Regions from separate parts of the Mus musculus genome. Here region 1 is linked to region 2. The links are chromatin contacts, found by Hi-C or POLR2A ChIA-PET in ENCODE. All regions are on one chromosome and are shown on one strand. The core of a region is the stretch at or near the end of the contact, and the rest is flanking DNA. Distances in the headings are between cores, read along the strand shown.

Evidence for each region. A loop is a pair of places that touch in the nucleus more often than their neighbours do. ChIA-PET counts read pairs that join two places held with the same protein, here RNA polymerase II (POLR2A).
Region 1: a map of CH12.LX shows a loop between it and region 2 (4-fold over the local background). The contact joins the enhancer-like site here to the promoter of Zbtb38 in region 2. A Hi-C loop is called at or near these places in 1 of 37 maps with a recorded cell type or tissue (CH12.LX). POLR2A ChIA-PET finds 5 or more read pairs at or near these places in 3 of 5 experiments (Patski and embryonic stem cell).

The regions. Positions count from the first base shown.
Region 1 is chr9:96,793,100-96,797,477 of GRCm38, forward strand. No RefSeq gene overlaps it. Among named protein-coding and RNA genes, the nearest start is that of C430002N11Rik, 30 kb to the left of the region's middle. Within about 2 kb of position 2,657, at least 1 of the 3 ENCODE cell types and tissues checked has a DNase peak (open chromatin) inside an H3K27ac peak, as active enhancers do.
Region 2 is chr9:96,717,033-96,721,639 of GRCm38, forward strand. Zbtb38 (zinc finger and BTB domain containing 38) reads right to left here and starts at 2,818. Exons shown (of 3, transcript NM_001359959.1): 1 at 2,754-2,818; 2 at 1,178-1,277.

The DNA.
Region 1 (4,378 bases), core at 1,407-3,906, 76 kb after region 2:
CACACCACAGACACACACGGACACACACATGGACACACAGACACACACGGACACATACACACACACACACACACACATACGCACACCACAGACACACACAGACACATAGACACACACACACACATACACACAGACACACACGGACACACAGACACACACGGACACACAGACACACACAGGAAAAGACGCTGGAGGTGCAGATTCTCTACATGGCGCTGCATTTCATTATGCAATAGTTTTAAAAATTACATTTTTCAATTTTTGCTTTATGAATATATCCTACTTTGACACATAGACTAGATTAGAGGGTCATGTCCTTAAGGTTCAGACCTTGGTAAAATGACCTTATCTCATTCAGGACATTTTAAATACCATCAGCTTTCTAGGTCTTACTTCTGCAAGTTCAAGGGTACAACTACAGACACAGTTCAGTGCCTGATTCATTCACACCAAGGTGCCAACGGTCACGTCTATCCACCGTTTAAGATGTAAATATATGTGACTAAAATTCCTTTCCTCGAGAAGATGAAAACAAGGTCTGTCCCTCTACCTCAGGTTCCAATGGCAAACTGAGATGCTGCCAAAGTTCTCCCTGGGGAACCAGTGAGTTCACAGGCATACTTACTTACAGAGAGCCTGGGCGAGGGGTTGCTTACAGAGAGCCTGGGCGAGGGGTTGCTTACAGAGAGCCTGGGCGAGGGGTGCCGGGATGAAGCTTTTCCTCTCCAAAGGCCACAGCTGGACGGATTTTACCCCTCAGGGACGAGGGCTTCCGTGAACTTGCATAGATGGAGTCCTCTTCCCTGGTCTTGCCAGGCTTAAAGACTCTAGCCACTCCCAGAGGCCACATGCAATTAAGGCAGAAGTACATATAGCAAGTTGGGTCTTGTGACCCTCCCTAGCCTTCCATGAAAGGATGTAAGTGGTCAACAAGCCCAACTGTGATAATTCTTTTGTATGGGGGCCCAACTATACTTTACAAGACAGAAAACATATAACAACAACAACAACAACAACAACAACAACAAAATAGTCTTATTTTAAAAATTCAAATAACATTATTACTGTGAAAACAGGGATTTTTTTTTTCCTCCTCCTTTTTGCAACCCGGGATTTTAGACAGGGTTTTATGTACCCTGGACTGATGTTAAAACTAACAAGCAGATAGGGACACCTTGAAAGGCGTTTTCTTCCTGACCTCCGGAGCCCACATGCTGGGATACATCCAGTTCCTATAAATAGCTTAAACTGTGTAGATCCTAAAAGGGTCTGAGAGACCTCCACAAGGTTCAAGAAATAGAGCAACATGTCAGTACCTCTGAGTAGTCTATTCTTCATGACTGACTGCAGGATTGTGTCCTACGATACACTATCTCATAGAACACACTAATACCAGTCATTGTAGCTCCCTAAGAGTTAGGGACCTGTGTACTTGACTTAGGAGTTTAGGGGGGAAATTACTATGGGTTGTATAACCATCCACAATTCTGGACAGGGTTTATCACTTATTGGTATACAGCAATTATCCAGCATGTGCAAGGAACTGGGTTCAGGATCCCAGGACGCAGAGGTAAAATCCAAAAACATTAGTGATAATGTGTGGTGGGCCAGGCCTATAATCCCAGTATTCAGGAGGCCAGCCTTATCTACTCAGTCATATATAAATCATAAGCGAGGGGCAGGGTGGTGCATGCTTTTAATCCAAGTGCTTGGGAGACCAAGGCAGGTGAATCATTACAAGTTCAAGGCTAGCCTGGTCAGCTATGGCCAGCTCAGGATGACACAGTGAAACAGAAAAAAAGGAAAAGAAGGGAGGGAGGGAGGGAGGGAGGGAGGGAGGGAGGGAGGGAGGGAGGGAGGGAGGGAGGGAGAGAGGGAGAAAAAGAGGGAGGGAGGGAGGGAGAATTCTAATGAGGGAAACTCAGTGTTAGCTTTTTCAGTGGTGTACTTTTGGCCTCATTCTCTCTCTTCACCATCATTTAACCTTCCCATTCCCCCCCCCCCCCCCCCGTTATCTTTCAGGCCCTCTCATGTCCTGTAGCTTCCTCTTAGTCCACTCCATTCCCATTTCTGAATGCTCCCATCACAATCCTCAGATTTTTGTTTTGTTTTAAGGGGAGCAGGGGCTGGGGGGGAGCAGTGGGGAGTGGGGTAGGATGGGGTGTGATCTTTAAGGGCTGACAAGCTTTGAAGGAGACAGATTTAAAAAACAAAAATAAAAAGGCTGGGGTCCCAAATAAGTTGGAGTCTGAGGAATGACACTGAGTGGAGAGTCTTAGCAAGGAGACTAACAACCTCCAGAACCCCAGGTATTCGCTAGTATGAGCTGGATGGGCAGGGTCACAGGAAAACGTGGTCGGGAGCCACAGTACTGTTCACACTTGTTCCCACAGCCTGCAGGCACAGCAGAAGCTGCAAGAGAACTGTGACACGTGACACTCTACAGATCACGCCTGGAGGTTCAAGACTGTCTCTTCTTTCAAGAGGGAGCCTGACTGCGGATAAGGAGGAGCTGAAACCATGATCTGTTTCCCAGGGGACCAGTAGGGAAAAATGGCACCGGCCCAAGCAGCCTCAGAGCCATCCTAACAAAGCCTGGCTTTCTGTAACTCACAACCGAGCCCTGGAGGCTGACACCCCACAAGGGCCCCAGAGGACCCTCCCTACTGCAGGGCTTCTCACTCCACTTTCAACTTAAGGCTGCCCTAGGGGAAGAGGAGTTGTGGGGTAGGGGGCGAAGCTTTCTGGGAAATTCAGCCCTTTTCAAGAGGCTTCTGGGAGTTGTAGTTCATATAGGTCTTTGCATGCAAGCACGTTTCTGTGTGTGTCCCTGCGCCGCCCCCCCCCCCCCCCCCCCCGTTGAGGCTTCTATTGCTCCAGAACCCTGGGAAAGGTCATAGTTTCTAGTTCCTGGAGGCATCCGACCTGATGGAATCATAGCAGAAAATGAACTTTTGATATATGTAATATAATTCTACACTTGTCTTTTAACGGATTACTGTGCATTGCTTTGCTGTATCAGGCCTGACTCACGCTCTCACTTACATATTTTAAAATGTCCTTATATATGACTTTCAAGAAGTCTGATATGCAACATGATGGGGAAATTTCAGAAACTTTTTCAGTTAGATTTTGTTTTAATGCAAACACTTGTAATTTTTTTTTTGTATGACAAAAGTCTTTGTGTTGTCAAATCCTTTTAAATAAAAGAGATTTGGAGAAAAATTAGGAATTCTTACAGGCTGATGATTTTTAAAGATTATGCAATGTTTATGCTTATTAGTGACATCTATAGTTTGTACTGTATTGTAGATATATATTTGTATAAATAAACGTACAAATGAGGCTATACACTAAGGTTACATATAAACTAATATTCTAAAGAAATCTATGATTGTCATTATTAAAGCATAATGTCAGTATTCAGAAACTCAAAACATCTAATTTTATGATCTTTCCTTATCCTAGGCCAAGTTTTTAAAAAGGACAATTGGATAACTTAAAGGCATATGGAGTTGTTTACTTTGGACATAATATTTTATAGCAATCTATGGATTATTTCTTTTAAAAATCTAGGTGAGCTATGAAAATTTTATATAGGTACAGGGGCTTTAAAAGAAAATATTATAAGATTAATAGTTATACTAAAATATTGAATTAGCTATAGCTTTAATGTTTATATGATTTCCTATCTATATTCATTATGTGTATATGTATGTGTCTGCATGAGTTTATGTGCACTATGTGTAGGTACACCAGAGAGCAAGTATAGGGCGCCAGACATCTGGAACTGGAGTTAGGAGCGTCTCTATACTGGCCATGGTCACTCATCTTTGGCTCCAGGATAAGCTCTTTCTTGGTCCCTTTGAAGGGAGACTTGTGTTCTGCATTAACAATGCAGAATGCCTTACCAGGCTGGGGGGTCACATAAAATTGTTCTTGGTCCATGTATGTTCCCACTAAGAGCCTCATTTCTGGGCAGTAGCATGACTCAAACACTGTATTTTAAGCAGAGCTGCTCTTTATATAAAGGGAGTAAACACTAATCATATTGAAAGTCTTACTGTTATGCTGTAGACAGTGGCAATAACTAAACCACCTTGTCTTGTCACTGGCCAAACTTTCTGCAAAATTCTAACTCTAGAATCTTGTTGGCTGTGTTTTGTATTTTCCTTGTGATTTTTTTATAGCTGTTATCTGTTGATATTATATGAAGAAGGAGGAAAAGGAAACTCATCGCTTTCGATTATAAACTTAGTGCATTTAACAGACACCACAAGAGGCTGAACTTAGAACTGACCTTTAAAGGGAAAGATAAGAAAAAGCTCCCAGCCTACAGGTGCAAAAATGGCCTAGAAGCAAAGAAGTCTGCCAGGTG
Region 2 (4,607 bases), core at 1,568-4,067:
AGATGTTAAAAGTGGACAAGAATTAAAATTCGAATTGAAAAGCAAGAACTTTGAAACATCAACGACTGTGGTCTGTCCCGGTGACCGATGGCATTGTGTAGCTGCCGGAAGGAGGAGCAGTTAGGGAGAGCCATGACTGTGGGCTTGCCCACCAACTCTGCCTCTTTCCACTTCAGGTAGAGTTTAGACTGCAGGCTTCTGGAGGACAGGCATTTAACTGCAAACTTTGTGGCTCCAGCAGAGCATTGTGCAAGGCTGCGCCCAGTACAGCAAGGGCTGGCTGTAAAGCCTCCCACGCCATGCTACTCCCAAGGCCTGCTACGGTCTGCACATTTCAATCCCATACATTTCTTCTGCCTCCACTCTCAGGAGTACCGTTGAGGAGTAAATTGTTTTTTTTTTTTTAAATATATTTATTTATTTTACTTATAGGAGTATACTCTAGCTGTCTTCAGACACACAAGAAGAGGCCATCGGATTCCATTACAGATGTGGTTGCTGGGAATTGAACTCAGGACCTCTGGAACAGTCAGTGCTCTTAACCGCTGAGCCATCTCTCCAGCCCCCAGAGGAGTAAATTATTAACACACTGCCTGACACATAAAGACACACAATCGTTTGACAAATGGTAGCTGTTTCTGTCACTGCCTAGGACTTCGGAACCACATATAAGTTAGAGCTTAGTGTGCTGGCCTGTCAGGACATCTGCGTGAGAAACACAAATGTCTCTTCATGCTTGCATACTCTACCGCTAGCAGGGGGCTCACTCTACAGCAAGTGGAGAAGCTGGCAGCATGTCTGCCCTGGCCTCAACCCGCCACGGGTAACAACAACAACTCAGTTAAACACTCCGGCCTTCCATCTTGTTTTCGGATCCTTACGACTTGAGGAAGCCACAGATCTATCAAGACACACACACAAAAGTTCTCATCACATCTACCAGTAGAGCTAACATGAGCTGAGCCTGTTGCCTTGAAGTTTCGTTTGCTAGTTCTCCCTCTGCACAGAGGCCTGGCACACCGTGTGTTCTTAATAACAGACTGCTTGAGAGTCGTGGAAATTTCGTAGTACACAAACCTGGCAGGTCGAACTCATGATTCAGTAACCTTGAGGATTCTTTTAGAAACTGCCATTTCTTATTTCATGCTGACTAAGGAAAGACATAGACCTCAGTTACCTCAGAACACGCCAGCCTTGACGGAGTTAGCTTCTGTGCTTTGGCAGAAATCACTCGGAAATCCTTGGTTCTGAGCCCGCCATGTCTTCCATATCAAGATCTAAGAGAAGATGAAAGTGCAGGGATTCAGGACTAGTGTCTAGGATTCAGGACTAGTGTCTAGGACTCAGGACTAGTGTCTAGGATTCAGGACTAGTGTCTAGGATTCAGGACTAGTGTCTAGGATTCAGGACGAGTGTCTAGGATTCAGGATTTCAGCCACAAAAGTCATTGCCGTTAGTATATGTGAGGTGCCTTTAGGACATCGGGAACTCCACCAAGTGCTCTCAGCGGATGGGTAAATCTCCGTAACACCCCTCAGCTGTAGGGAACAGTTCCCCATTTTACAGCTGCAAACAGTGCCGTGAACCTGTTTCTGGAGGTCACCCTGGGTGAGTGTCGGGATTCAAACCCAGGTTAACATCAGCACAAACCCAGTCTGATTTGGGTGCAAAATCCCCACCACAGAACGCTAAATTGGAGTCTTAAAGGCTTTTTTGACAGTGACCCATTTTATTACAAATGATGTTATATAAGCCAAAGGCTTCATTAAACTATGCTTATCTGTACTGTGTGCAACGGTTACTTTTTCTAGTCTTTTCGCACTATATATTCTAATCTTTTCAAAATTTTCAGCAATGACCCATCAAAGGAATTCTAATGCGTGTTTGGTCCTGGAAAAACACTGGTAGAAGGCCTATCATCCTAGCAGTCAGTCAACCGCTGCAAGTGGCAAGTTCGAAACCAGCTTGGGCTAACCTATTAACCATTCTAGGCTCCTTAACCAGACCCTGTCACAAAACACAAACTCTGCTCTTTGATCTTAGCTACTGTAAGACGCTATAAGTTTCTCTGAAACCACAACAAAACGAGTCTTTCCAGCCACGCGAACCAGAGCAAGCACTTGAGCTTCCCAATTAGGTGAATGCCCTTTAACCTTTCAAATATGCATACGCAACATAAACGGTTATCATTTAGAACCGATCATTACAAGGGTTTTCCAATCAGGCCCAATATCCAGAATGGGAACCAGGCACTTACCCACCGCAAAGCAGGAGTTATAAAGTGGAAGCGCAGACAGATTAAAATCTCAGGTTATTTATCAGCTAACCTGCAAAGAGGTGTCTAAAGGCTGACTGTTGAATTGTCCCAACGGACAGACGGCTGCAGCAAGCAGGAGCAGGAGGCCAAGGCTGCAACCCCTGGAGGCAGGGCCCTGCCTTTGAACATCCGGTTCAATTCCAGGGGCTTGGTGTCGCACTAGGATCTCATCGCGAACGGGTAGGGTCAGGAAGCAGCCCGGGTTTGCGCTTCACCGGAGGGGAGGCGCGACAGTCCCGAGCCCCAGGTGCGCGTCACTCCCCGCTGCCCCCCTGCAGCCGAGCCTGGTGGGGCGGGACGCGGGCACCTGCGGACGCTGGCTGCTCCGTAGGCTCCGCTCCGCTCCGCGTCCGCTGCAGCCCGGCGCGAGCGCTGCCCACCGGCTCCCGCCTCCCCACCTCCACGCCCCGGAGTCGCGCGGACCCCGCGCACTTACGGGGCTCCGCTCCGCCGCCCGCGCGCTTCCCGCGGGGTCCATGGCGCTTCCGGACCTGCGAGTCCGGCCGCAGCGCCGCCCAGAAAATGGACGCCGGCGGCTGGGCCCGGACGCCCCGGTCTGCCCCTGGTGCAGTGCAGGCCGGACGGTCGCTCGACCTCGGGCGCCGACGCGCAGGGCTTCCGGGACGCTGCAGGCCGCGAGGCTCCCGCACCCCCCGGCGCCACTGCGGCAGAGCCAGGCTCGCACAGATGCTGCGCAGCCACCGAGCAGGCCCCGGGCACCCTATGCAGTTTTAACCCGCACCAAATTCTGAGAACAGGGTGTCACCTGTGCTTTCTCATGGCTGTCAGGGGACGCCTGGATTATTTCCCACCATGGTATAAGAACTGTTTCATGCAATGAAAAAAATAAAAGCCACCGACTGCCCGCTGACATCCTTCCCACACAGATTCGCAGTGTGGCACCTACTGCCCCACGCACACCTAAGTGCAGGTGTTTGTTTTGAACCATCCAGCATTGAGTCTTTAGTATTTTTTGTTTGTTTTTAGTTTTTGATTTTGTGTGTGTGTGTGTGTGTGTGTGTGTGTGTGTGTGTCCTTTGGAAAACGACTCGCTCCCTGGCAAAACCTTAAGGTTTTGAAAAAGGGTATTTTCCTGGAATACAGTACTTGCCATTTATGCACCCCAGTTCCTTGACCAAACATTAAGAATATGATCATTTTGGTGAGCTGAGTAGATTTTTAATACTATATGCAAAGTAAAGCCCCATAAACGATGCAGGAAGAATGGTGTCACTTAAAAAAATGCAGAGTTGTGAAGGCTGACAGGTTGGGCAACGTGCATACACATGTAACGAGCAGTTCCCGACCTTCTCGATGCCAAACACCCTTTTATTCTCTCGCTCCATAGGCCAGTGTTCACAGATTAACTCCACTAAACTGCATGTATTAAGTAATGATTCATCTTCCCCTTAAAAAAAAAGGGAGCTTGAATGTTTTTGTCTACATAACTGCCAATGAGAACTTCCACAAGACCTGATCTAACTTGTTGGCAATGGTAGATACCAGCCTTAAAAAACAAAACTGAAGAAACTCGTGGTCTAATTGCCTGTTTGTGTTTCCATTGAGGCTTTTAGAAACTCTGAAGATGATTTTAAAATTCGGGAAAACTGGTGCACAAAGACTGGGAAGTCTGTAAGCTGTATGGCTGTGGCTGATTCCCTGGGACCGGTGGGAGGTAGCGGGCAAGGTTGGTTGGCCTTCTGGATTCAGCAGGCCTGTGTTGACAGCCTAGGTTTGTTGCTATGTACGGCCACTTCTCTGACCTTCAGCTTTGGTACCTAACATGCAATATGTTTTAGTATTAATGTCTACCTCCTAGGTGATTTTTTTAAATTGAATTAAATAATACACGTGGATCATTTACAATAGCACCTAGCATTGTAAGTGCTCTCTAACTTCAGACACGTCTGAGCATTGAAGGTTAACTATTCTGAGTTAGGGCTTCTGTTGTTTATAGTGGTTTTACATTGGTGATCTGCTAGGGTCACTTGGGACCTATGACCTAAGTCTGACTCCAGGGTGTTCGGGGAAGTGTCTTGATCAGATCCTGTCAACGGTGTGTGAGTAGTGAAACTTGGCTCTGGCTTTAAGAGTCAGTGTGTGGATGGCTCCTTACCTCTAGCGGGCCATCACAAACACTTGCAATTTTTTCTCATGGGAGCCAAATATTTCTCCAGAAGCAAGCATATTTCCTCACATTGTTTTAAGAACTGAACTATCACAGCAATGGCTTGAAGCTTATGTAATAAGCCAGTCGTTCAAAAATTTCCATCCTTCCTCATAACCAGAC